Linked DNA regions of Mus musculus: region 1 is linked to region 2. Evidence: chromatin loops called from intact Hi-C (ENCODE). Cell type or tissue: heart. All regions are shown on one strand. Each heading gives the region's core, and the rest is flanking DNA. Links, peaks and the distances in the headings are about the cores only.

Evidence for each region. Hi-C counts contacts between places; a loop is a spot of excess contacts. Peaks named below come from ENCODE experiments on the same cell type or tissue, not always from the same donor. Only the 100,000 strongest peaks of a DNase experiment are listed, where the experiment ranks them.
Region 1: it touches region 2 in a loop (2.7-fold over the local background); 2 of 42 quality-filtered maps call a loop at or near these places.

The regions. Positions count from the first base shown.
Region 1 is chr10:33,948,775-33,954,155 of GRCm38, reverse strand. Zup1 (zinc finger containing ubiquitin peptidase 1) reads left to right here and starts at 2,897. Exons shown (of 11, transcript NM_001359455.1): 1 at 2,897-3,025; 2 at 4,292-4,408; 3 at 4,658-5,227. The coding sequence starts at 4,672. In heart, for the core only: no CTCF peak of the experiment used is centred there; a DNase peak (open chromatin) is centred at 2,905; H3K4me3 peaks cover 1,506 bases; H3K27ac peaks cover 1,189 bases.
Region 2 is chr10:34,415,773-34,421,153 of GRCm38, reverse strand. It overlaps Nt5dc1 (5'-nucleotidase domain containing 1), which reads left to right and starts at 2,603. Exons shown (of 12, transcript NM_176968.5): 1 at 2,603-2,793. The coding sequence starts at 2,701. In heart, for the core only: no CTCF peak of the experiment used is centred there; a DNase peak (open chromatin) is centred at 2,573; H3K4me3 peaks cover 1,625 bases; H3K27ac peaks cover 1,293 bases.

The DNA.
Region 1 (5,381 bases), core at 263-5,262, 470 kb after region 2:
AGGGAGTCAGGACTTCAGATACATATGTAGCAGAGGATGGCCTTATCTGACATCAATGGGAGGAGAGGGAGGCTTGAGTAGGGGGATGCTAGAGTGGTGAGGGTGAGTGGGTGGAAAAGCACCCTCATAGAGGCAAAGGGGAGGGAGTAGAGAGGGAATGAGATGGGGGCCTGTAGAGGGGTAACCTGGAATGGGGGATATCATTTGAAATGTAAATGAATAAAATAATTAATAAAAATTAAAACTAGTCCTTTCAATAATTTTAATATGAAAAAAGAAAGAAAAATGCCCTCATCAGACAGCACCGTTGGCAAGCTTGTGAGACACTGAATATTTTCTTGATTAACAATTTAAGTGTGTGAGGTGGGTCCCAGCCTATTGTGGGTGGTGCCACCCTTGGGCAGGTGGTCTTTAGTCATACAAGAAAGCAAATTGAGCAAGCCACAGGAGCCATAAGCAGGACTTCATGGTTTTTGCCTCTGACTTCCATCAGTAATGGAATGTGACATAAGAGTCATAAGCTGGGTGGGCGGTAGTAGCGCATACTTTTAATCCCAGCACTGGGGAGGCAGAGGCAGGAGGATTTCTGAGTTTGAGGCCAGCCTGCTCTACAGAGTGAGTTCCAGGACACCCAGGGCTATACAGAGGAACCCTGTCTCGGGAAAAAAAAAAAAAAAAAGAGTCATAAGCTGAAATAAACATTTTTACCCAAATTGTTTTTGTTCATGTTTTTTTTTCCTCCCACAGCAATTGAAATCCTAATAAAACATCTCACCACTCCTTGTTACCCTAGAAATGGATAGCCATGGGCCAATAGAAAGTTTAAGAAAAAAATCTTCCCACCACCCTTTCCTTGAAACCTATAAGAGACTCCTGTTCTGGCCCAAGGATCTGCACTTTACTCAGAGAATTACTGTTGCTGCATATAATTCTTACATCACTGGGCAATTTACCTGAGTCCTCCTTTAACCCCAAACACAACACCTTTGATTCATAGTTAAATACTTGCGTTTTTCTTCTTCCTATTTTCATGTCAACACCTTGATACCAGCCTTGCCCATTTATTTACATTGTGTTTATGGGTCATTTTCCTCACTAATCCTGGATTGAAGAGAAAGATGAATCTCATGGATACTGGTAATGGAGCAAATCTGGAGGGGGAGTTTTAGCTACCCCTTATTTAGATATTCTGCAAAGTTTTTTTTTTTTTTTTTTTAATCTTGCATTAGCCTTTTACTTAAGCAATATAAATACTGGTGATCCGAATTTATGTGCCTTTAGTCAAAATCTACACAAAAGCTAAATACAAAAATTAGCATTTCTTCAAACTACATGTTTCAAAACTTAATTTTTTTGGAACATCTTTTTTTTTTTTTTTTTTTTTTTTTTTTGGGAATCTGCTCCCTCTAGTGACCTAGGCCTGAAATTAGACCAGTCATTGGTTGGCCACTCCCTCAAGTTCTGTGCCACCTTTGCTCCAGCACATCTTACAGGCAGGTTGTAGGTAGCAGGTTTTGTAGCTGCATTGGTGTTCCTGTCCTCCACTGGAAGCTTTGCCTGTGAAGAAACACAGGAAACCTGCCCCAATCTCTGCGCGTCAAATACTGCACTCTCCTGTCCCTGCATGCAGCCAGAGCAGTTAGTACCCCTTTCCCCTAACATAGATGCTTCAGGCCTTATGAAGAGGGCAGACAAAAGAGAGCCCAATCTGGCGCCGGAATATTGTGATCCTTCCTTCATAAAAGCACTCTCCCAAGCACAGATGGCTCCGACCTTTGAAGGAGACAGGAGTTAGTATTCTCGAAGTGATAAAGTCCACTCATTCTCAGGCAGCTGTGACTGCGTTATAAAAACACGCTGGTCTTTGATAAGTTATGTCTTCCCAGGTCAAAAAGGTCTTGTTCCAGCTGCGCAATTCCTCCTCCCTGTCTGAACAAATACTATCGGTTCTCTTTTCCTCTTCCCAATCATGTAACACCAGGGGTTGAGAGCCCCAGTTTATGCATCCTCCTATATATACCTTAAACCCCTAGATTTAGGGGTCACTGTGCATTGGGAAAGATAGCGAACCGGGTCCCGGTTAATAAAAACTCTTTGTATATTACATTTGGTCTTCCAATTTCTGGCAGTCTCCTGGGGTTCCCGCAAACTGGGCATAACAACCTGGTTACAGAAGATGGCCAGTTCATCTTTTTTCGTTAACTAATACTGTCTTGGAGGAAAAGACGAGTCAAGTGGGAAGCTGATGAAGGAGGAAATCTGGAAGCAGAGTTTTAGTTGCCCCTTGTTTAGACATTCCACAAAGTTCTGTTTTCTGAACGTTTTTATACCTCTGGAGAAATGATTTCATTGTTGTTGGCCTCGCAGCTAATGGTTAACTGCTAATGTGCTCATTTTTAGCTTGAAAATGTTCTGTAAGAGTACTTTCACTCTTACAATGACTTCGAATTTTTTTTTTTTTTTACTAAAAGAAGGAATTCTACTAAAGGAAATAGTATTTCCTCCATGCATCACGTTCAACGATACCCAATAATTTAAAAATATTATACTTGTCAGATTATGTCATCCTCATATTTAAACACGTCCGTAGTTGCCTCGTAGATCAATCCCCCAGAGGGAGAAACAGACTGTTAACACTGGATAAGCAACTTTGTAATATTGACAAAGGAACTTGTCTTAATTAACCCGCAGAACATAATTTAGAGCTCAGATACTGTGTAAACAGGAACAGGTGTTTGCCGCAGAATCAGACATTTAAATGTACTCAGAATCTAGTTACGGTTTTAGCATATCTGGAGTGGAAACTGCAACTGGAAGGTGGGAGGGGCAGTGATGCTCTGATGTGCAAGCGAAAGTTGCAAAAATCCCTCACAAGTCCCACAATGCACCGCAACTCAGACGGATCTGCAGCGGGGCATGCTGGGATCTCTACCCTCTCTGGCCAGTGAGGAAGGTCTGTTGTGACTGCGGAGGACTCTTGGAGGCCTGGGCTCTCTTTTGGGTCGCGGCGCGGCAGTCTCGGGAGGTCTGTCCTTGGCGATCGGGCGGGCTGTGTGGGGCGCGCTTTCGGGCGGTGGCTGGCTCCTGCGGTGGGGAGGAGCGGCGGTCTAGCCGTGGGTCCGGGTCTGCAGGCCGGCTCCGGGTGGCCGCAGGTCCGGTTCCCTGCGCCCCACCGGTGCGACGTTGGCTCAGAACTTTGACAGATTCGGGCCTTACCACCTTCGCCATCCCGTACCCAGGCTAGCCCTTCGAAGGTCCCCCCTTACTTGTAGTGTGTCCTTTATCTGCAGTGCCCCAGTCCTTGGAAGAAACGAAACTAGGTATCGATAGAACTTCCTTCTAGAAACAGAAACTTATTACTGTCTGAAGAGAAACGAGAAAAAGGAAAATGTAGAAAGATTTTGTAAAGCTGAAATTAGATGAAGGGAATAGTTGCCCTCGTTTTTCCTTCCTATTACTAAAATACGTGACAGCCAGGTGATAGTCTAGGGGAAGGTCTGGGTTTGTGATTGCGTTAAAAGGTTTTGTTTTGTTTTAGCACCTCCCTACAAGTAGTCCATCTCCCATTAGCCCATCAATCTCATAACTCGTTTGAAAATGAACTTCCGAGGGTTGAGCTGTTAGCTAACCTAATGAAACCAGCGTCTATACCCCAGTTTCCTAGATCTTGGCGGTAAGTGCTGTTTTCCTACAATGCTCACAGCTTTTACCTTTGGGCTCTGCGGTGTTTACCTTCCATCGTTATCTGACTGTAGTGACCTGTCTGGTCCAGGGTTTCCATGTATGTAAAACCACAGCAGTGGTATTAAGTTTGACACATATAAAGCTCTGAAGTGAACTAAGGTGGATTTACCCTCCTCATTCTACTACATGCAAGTAAATATGTTGATCAACATTAGCCTTCTGTTTTACTTTATTTTACATGGACAACTTATTAAATATACTTTTTTTTCTACCTGTTGGACGAAATGCCTTGTATTATTGTTTTTTGAGATGGAGTCTCACTATGCAGCCCTGAATGGTTTGGAACTCAGCTATGGCTGGCCTCCAACTAACAGATCCACCTGCTCTCTGCCTCAGGAGTGCTGAGATTAAAAGGGTGTATCACCAATGCCTTGTTGAAATGTTTTACTCATAAATTTTCTTATTATTACCTCTGATATCTTGACATTCAGGCACAATATCCTTTATCTAGAATATGTAGAAATACAATACTAAACATAAAGTTTGTTTGTGTCATATATAGCTTGTATTTTAAAACATATTTCTCTGTATGTATTTCTATTTTCAGTGTGCCAGTGTTTTGACTGTCCTACATCGTGTGATCAGGCATAGATCCACTTGGGACCTGTCTGCTCAGAAGGTTTGAGATCAGGCATAGATCCACTGGGACATGTCAGCTCAGAAGGTTTGGATTTTGGAGCATATGGAGTTTAAATTTTTGGATTAAGAATGCTTGACCTGTAGCTAGGCTTTCTTAGGACATATTATAAATAAGTGTGTTTATTTAAGGAATGATAAGTACAGTGAATTTTTCTTTGCCAAAGCTAATATAGCTCTAAATACTCCACAGAAGAGTCCCAAATCATTTTTATGAAATGTGCTTTTCTTCAACTTTGACTTTCAAATTTACAATTTTGTTTTACTTCTATTCTAGGCCCATGCTCTGCCATGCTTTCCTGCAACATATGTGGTGAAACTGTAAACTCAGAACCAGATATGAAAGCTCACCTAATTGTTCACATGGAAAATGAAATTATCTGTCCATTTTGCAAGTTGTCAGGTATAAATTACAACGAAATATGTTTTCATATCGAAACTGTTCATTTTGAACAAAATGCACCAGAAAAAAACTCTGAGAAGCTAGCTGCAGTGCAATATGGACATTCAGACCGAAAGAACACCAACCTGCAGAGTACAGCGGAAGTTACTTCAGGCATTCATTCAGCTTGTGCATCTAGCTTTCCAAAAGAGTCATCTGAAAGCCTTCCTAAAGATAGGACTGTAAAGCATGAAGCTTTTTATACAGAGAACATAACTGAATCTAGAAAGTACCAAAAGAGCAGAGAAAAGAAGCCTGGATTGTCTGAGGCCCAAGGATCAATTTATGAAACAACATACAGTCCTCCCGAATGTCCATTTTGTGGAAAAATTGAGGGGTGTAGTCAAGATATGGAAATTCATGTGAAAACAAAGCATGCCAGTCTTTTAGAAAGTCCATTAAAAGGTAAAGTACTCAATTTATTTAAATTGTTATAAAAGCGGTAGTCTCAGTTTAATATGTGGTATCCAATGAGTTGGCTTGTCAATTGCTACAATTGTGCTTTTTAGATTCAATTTACGTTCATAGTATTTTTCATTTGCTATCATTCCAATATAAA
Region 2 (5,381 bases), core at 147-5,146:
AAGCCTGCCTTTTCTCTTCACAGACAGTAAAGAATGGAGGATCTCAGTGGTCTTTAATCTCTGATTACTGACACGCTCAATTTTCTAGAGGACTTTCTCCTGTTCCTATTCCAGATTTGTTTGAGGCTCATTATAACAGAAAAGTTGTCAATGTGATTTCAAATGAGTCCATTAGGTATTATAAGCAAGCACCCTAACTAATTGCACTATCCATTGAACTATAATTAACAGAACTAATTTGGTCTATTTACCTTCTAAGAGTTAGTATCTGTAAGGGTTAAGTGAAATTCTCAACTATTTATATCATTATGCCATTTCAATTGCTCTTTCTCACTAGAGAAAAGTTTTTTTTTTAATTTAGAGTAACAGTATGAAGATTTGTATTTTCTCATTTAAATGGAGAAGTATGAGACAAAAAAAGACTTAATATACTTGTTTTTTCACATGCAGAGGCTGAAAGTTAAATGGTTCTGACATCCTTTGTCCCAACTGTATTGAGTTTTCTGAATCTAAAATAGTGTAATCCTGAATCAGGCAAATCATCACTCCTACCACTCTGTACTGCCTGCTCACAAAAGTTCTGGGTACAAAACTTTTTTTTTTTTTTTGATGAATTCCATTCATCAATGACATTTTTGATGTCTTCATAGAAAAACTCAATTAAAAGCAGGATAATCAAATAACCACCAGTGTAATGGGCTATTTCCTGGTTGTTAGCTTGACTATATCCGAAATGAACTACAATCCAGAACTGGAGGGCTCACCTGTGATCCAGATTTTGAGGCTGGAAGACACAAGTTTCTGATCTGGCTCTTGTCATGGAGATCTTGAGACATGATGACCGTGAAAAGCTTAGGCTCAGGCAAGGTAGTACAGGCCTTTAATCCCAGGAGACTGAGGCAAGGTGATATCTGGATTCAAGGTCAGCCTGGGACAAAGCAAGTCCTAGATCCAGGCATGGTGGTATGCACCTTTAATCTGAGCCACACTTTCTCATAGAAGCCTACCCAGGGACATTGGAAGAAGGAAGATTCACTCTTTTTCTTTTTCTTTTTTATTAATATTTTTTATTACTACGTATTTTCCTCAATTACATTTAGAATGCTATCCCCCATACCCCCCACACACACACACTTCCCTACCCACCCATTCCCATTTTTGGGCCCTGGCATTCCCCTGTACTGGGGCATATAAAGTTTGCGTGTCCAATAGGCCTCTCTTTCCAGTGATGGCCGACTAGGCCATCTTTTGATACATATGCAGCTAGAGTCAAGAGCTCCGGGGTACTGGTTAGTTCATATTGTTGTTCCACCTATAGGGTTGTAGATCCCTTTAGCTCCTTGGATATGTTCTCTAGCTCCTCCATTGGGGGCTTTGTGATCCATCCAATAGCTGACTGTGAGCATCCACTTCTGTGTTTGCTAGGCCCCAGCCTAGTCTCACAAGACCTACTTCTACAGAAGACCAGTTCAAACAACTAGCCTCACGGGACGGAGCAACTACCAAACTCTTCGAATTCCTATTAACAGTTGACCAATGCTCGGTGAGTTGAACTACAGACTATAAGTCATCACAATACATTCCTTTAATATATAGAGAACTCATTCCATAAGTTCTGTGTCTTTAGAGAACCCTGACTAATACAACCAGCCTTGGTGTTTTTGGTAAGGTGGTCTTCCATAATACGTAATATATTTTTTAATGCATTCCAATGGCTGAAATGATGCCAGGAATGTCTTTCATGTCTTATTACCAAACTATAGAGTAATAAAGCTGTTGATTCAACTTTCAAAGTCCACTTACCAAACTGTATGCTAAAGGGGTCTGTATTAGTCAGAGTTTTACTGCTGTGAACAGACACCATGACCAAGGCAAGTCTTATAAAAAACAACATTTAATTGGGGCTGGCTTACAGGTACAGAGGTTCAGTCCATTATCATCAAGGTGGGAGCATGGCAGCATCCAGGCAGGCATGGTGCAGGCAGAGCTGAGCGTTCTATGTCTTCATCCAAAGGCTGCTAGTGGAAGACTGACTTCCAGGCAACTAGGGTGAGGATCTTATGCCCACGCCCACAGTGACACACCTATTCCAACCTGGTCACACCTATTCCAACAAGGCCACACCTCCAAATGGTGTCACTCCCTAGTCCAAGAATATACAAACCATCACAGGGTCCAACAGTTATTTGTGCTCATAATTTTCTCACACACTGCTCCCACACTCAAGCCTCAAGGGATGAGGTTTCACTGGTATCATTTAGTAGTGTGGCGCCTGAAAAATGAACGAGAATTCCCACTAATTCTGTGAAACCTTAAGCTACATTAAGGACATTGGCTAGCAGGGTCCTAGTTGAGCATTTTAGCTCCTGCTGCACTGTACTAGCTGGAAGCAAGCCGTGGAACTGGCCTGAACCAGCCAGCAAAACTGGGGCGATCCAGGAGGCAGACAGGCCACTGACTTGGAGACGCGGGAGTGTGCTCAGAACCCGCCCTACTTGACTAGCTCCTCCCGACCAGACCACGCCCCGCCCGTCTGTCTTATATAAGCCTCCGCCCCGCCAAGCTCCGCCCCGTCAAGCCCCGCCCCGTCAAGCCCCGCCCCGCTCCGCGTCCTGCCTGCGAGTTACGCTTGTAGAGTCCCGGCAACTTCTCGCATGCTCTACCGGCCTTCCGGTCTGCGTTACCCGCCGCTGCCCTGCCATGGCTCAGCACTTCTCCCTGGGCGCCTGCGACGTGGTCGGCTTCGATCTCGACCACACGCTGTGCCGCTACAACCTGCCCGAGAGCGCCCGGGTGAGTGGCACGGACAGCCTCTAAAGGCGGCTGTGTAGAGTGTCGTAGGTCCCCGGCCGCTGGGCGGAAGTGTACTTTCAGGGGTTCTGCGGTCTTGAGGAGGAAGCCAGGGGCAGAAGATAGCGCAAGACCGAGCCGGGAAGCCGACTTGTAGAACCCTGAAAAAGCGGGGTCAGGGGCTTTGTGTGTCATTTGTTGATCCCAGGCCCTATTATTTTTTCCAACTCCTCTGGGCACCAGCTGAGTGGGTACAGCCACTTGTTTTGAACTTCAAGAAAACATGGCTGCATCTTTCCTTTTGCACACCCAAGTAATCACCTGTCAGAGTTTAAGTATTTCATACAGGGAGAGACTGTATAATAAATAGTATTGTGAGAAACACTGGGAGAAGTCGTTAACATCTTAGACCTCCTTTTGTCTTTACCAAGAGAAGAAAACAAGCATTTATTGTGCACGTACTACTTGATCTGTGCGTTTTAAATAAAGTTGTAATCTCAACAGAATCTACCCAGAATATGAGGGGATTAGATTGCTTTATTTGTAGGCTTATACCCTCATCTTAATCGCCCTGCTTTCTCTGACCCTTTGGGTTCACAAGAAACTAAAGAATTAAGAATATCACAGTGAGAAGTCTAAGCAGGACTCTGCAGTCAAAGTCCCTGGTTCGGGACCCTGGCACCAAGTGCCTAGCCCTGTGACACTGGGCAAATAATCTGGGTTCCTTCTCAATTAACCTTTCGAGGATTAAGTGTGCAGCCGATTGTTTGCTATTACGGTTAGCACCCACCACATCACTAGTGCAGACCACAGTCAGTGTAGTCCTGTCAGTGCCCCAGTTGGTCAGATTCTCCAAAATCAAAAATGAGGCTCCTGAATCACTCCGGTGTGTTTTCAAGCATACAGATGCTTTAAAAAAAAAAAAAGGTGTGTGTCCCTGCTGGGGCTCTGTTTTGCTTGCCAGTTGCACAGATCTCATTTCCTTTCTCATAGTTTAAAGACATTTAAGTCTTGGTCCTTTGGCTACTCTTTCAGAGTGTTCTCTGGGTGCTAATTTCTTTCCTTCCACGGCGTTCAGATTCCAGTCTGGTTCATCTTATGCCCTTCATCTGTATTCACTGTCGTTCATGGAGAATGTTGTTTAACCTCTGTCATGTTAAAAAGCCAGTTTTGTGCGTGTGTGAGCATACACATTTTAGGATAGAAGATTCAGAAGATACTCTACTGCAAGTTTTGAATCGCAGTGCTGATTAAAGGCTGAAAACGATACCCTGGTGAATCTTGGTTATGCTTGGTATAGAAATCCTAAGTCTCACCGAGTGCTGAACACCAGGACATAGTTAGGGACACACATCAACCACACACAAGTAGGAGCCTCTCTGTGGTTAGCAACCTGTTACCAGAAAGACGATGTAAAGTTCTTTTGCATTCTTATGGGGGAGAGGAGTATTTGCCAAGGCTTGCTATTGCCTGTCCCGGAGGGAGGGTCTCTTCCCTTCCATTCAGTGTCTCTTCATCATGTGGGGTCTCATCTTAAGTACTTAAATTATGAAATCACCCTCCCACCGCCGTCCTTCTCTTCCCTCCTAGGAAGCCTTTTGTGTCACCACTTACAATTTCTTTAAACCTTACTTCTCCAAATGCTCAGCAGAAGCTTTATATATTCTAGTTACTCTTTGGACTCCCCCACCCCCAGCCCCCGAGAGCCTCTGTCTTCTGAGTTACAGAAAACAGTGTTTTCTATGTCTTGAGCATACTGGGCTTAGTGATTTACGATGTGGTTGGAATTAACTGAATATGATGACACAGTCACTTTTTTTCCCCCTTTTTGGTATGGTGTATGTATGTAAAAGTAGCTTTTGCTCCCCTCACGTCATTGTTGGCTTCATCTGCTAGTCTAGGCCTAGTCTTGGAAGGTTCTAGCCTATGTACAATCTTATCGAGGCCTAGAAGGTTTAGTCTCTGAGACTTACTGCTTTCTAGCTCTTTCTGAGCTTTAGCTGGCTGGTTCAACTTAACTGTTCTGGCTCAAAACTCCTCTCCAAACCGACTGCTTCCATCTGGCCTTTCTCTAGGCCTCTAACTGAATGCCCTGCCTGGCCTCAGACTAACTTTGGCAGTATGTTCTTAGCTGGCTCCTTCTCATTCTCTAACGTGTTCTGTGTTCACCTGTGTCTAGCTTGTTCTCTCTCTGCAACCTGTCTCTGTAAAACTCTCCCAGTTCTCTTTCTCTCTTTGCACAGCCCTTCAAGTAGCTTCCCTTTCCTCTCTCTTCTGCGAGTTGGGCATATCCTATTCTGTTGATTCATCACTTTATCTGCCACTCAATTAGATATCACTTTCAAACTTGGATGTTTCCTTCTAGAAACTAACTTTACCTTCATTGTTGGGATTAAAGGGGTGTATTTAGGGTGTATCTGAATTCCAGCCAGAGGGATTAAAGGTTTGTGCTAAGACTGAGCAACACCACAATTAGAAACAGAGGAATGCCAGGGCCAGGAAGCAGGAGTGGGTGGGTTGGGGAGCAGGGCAGGGGTGGGGGAGGGTATAGGAGGCTTTGGGGATAGCATTTGAAATCTAAATGAAGAAAA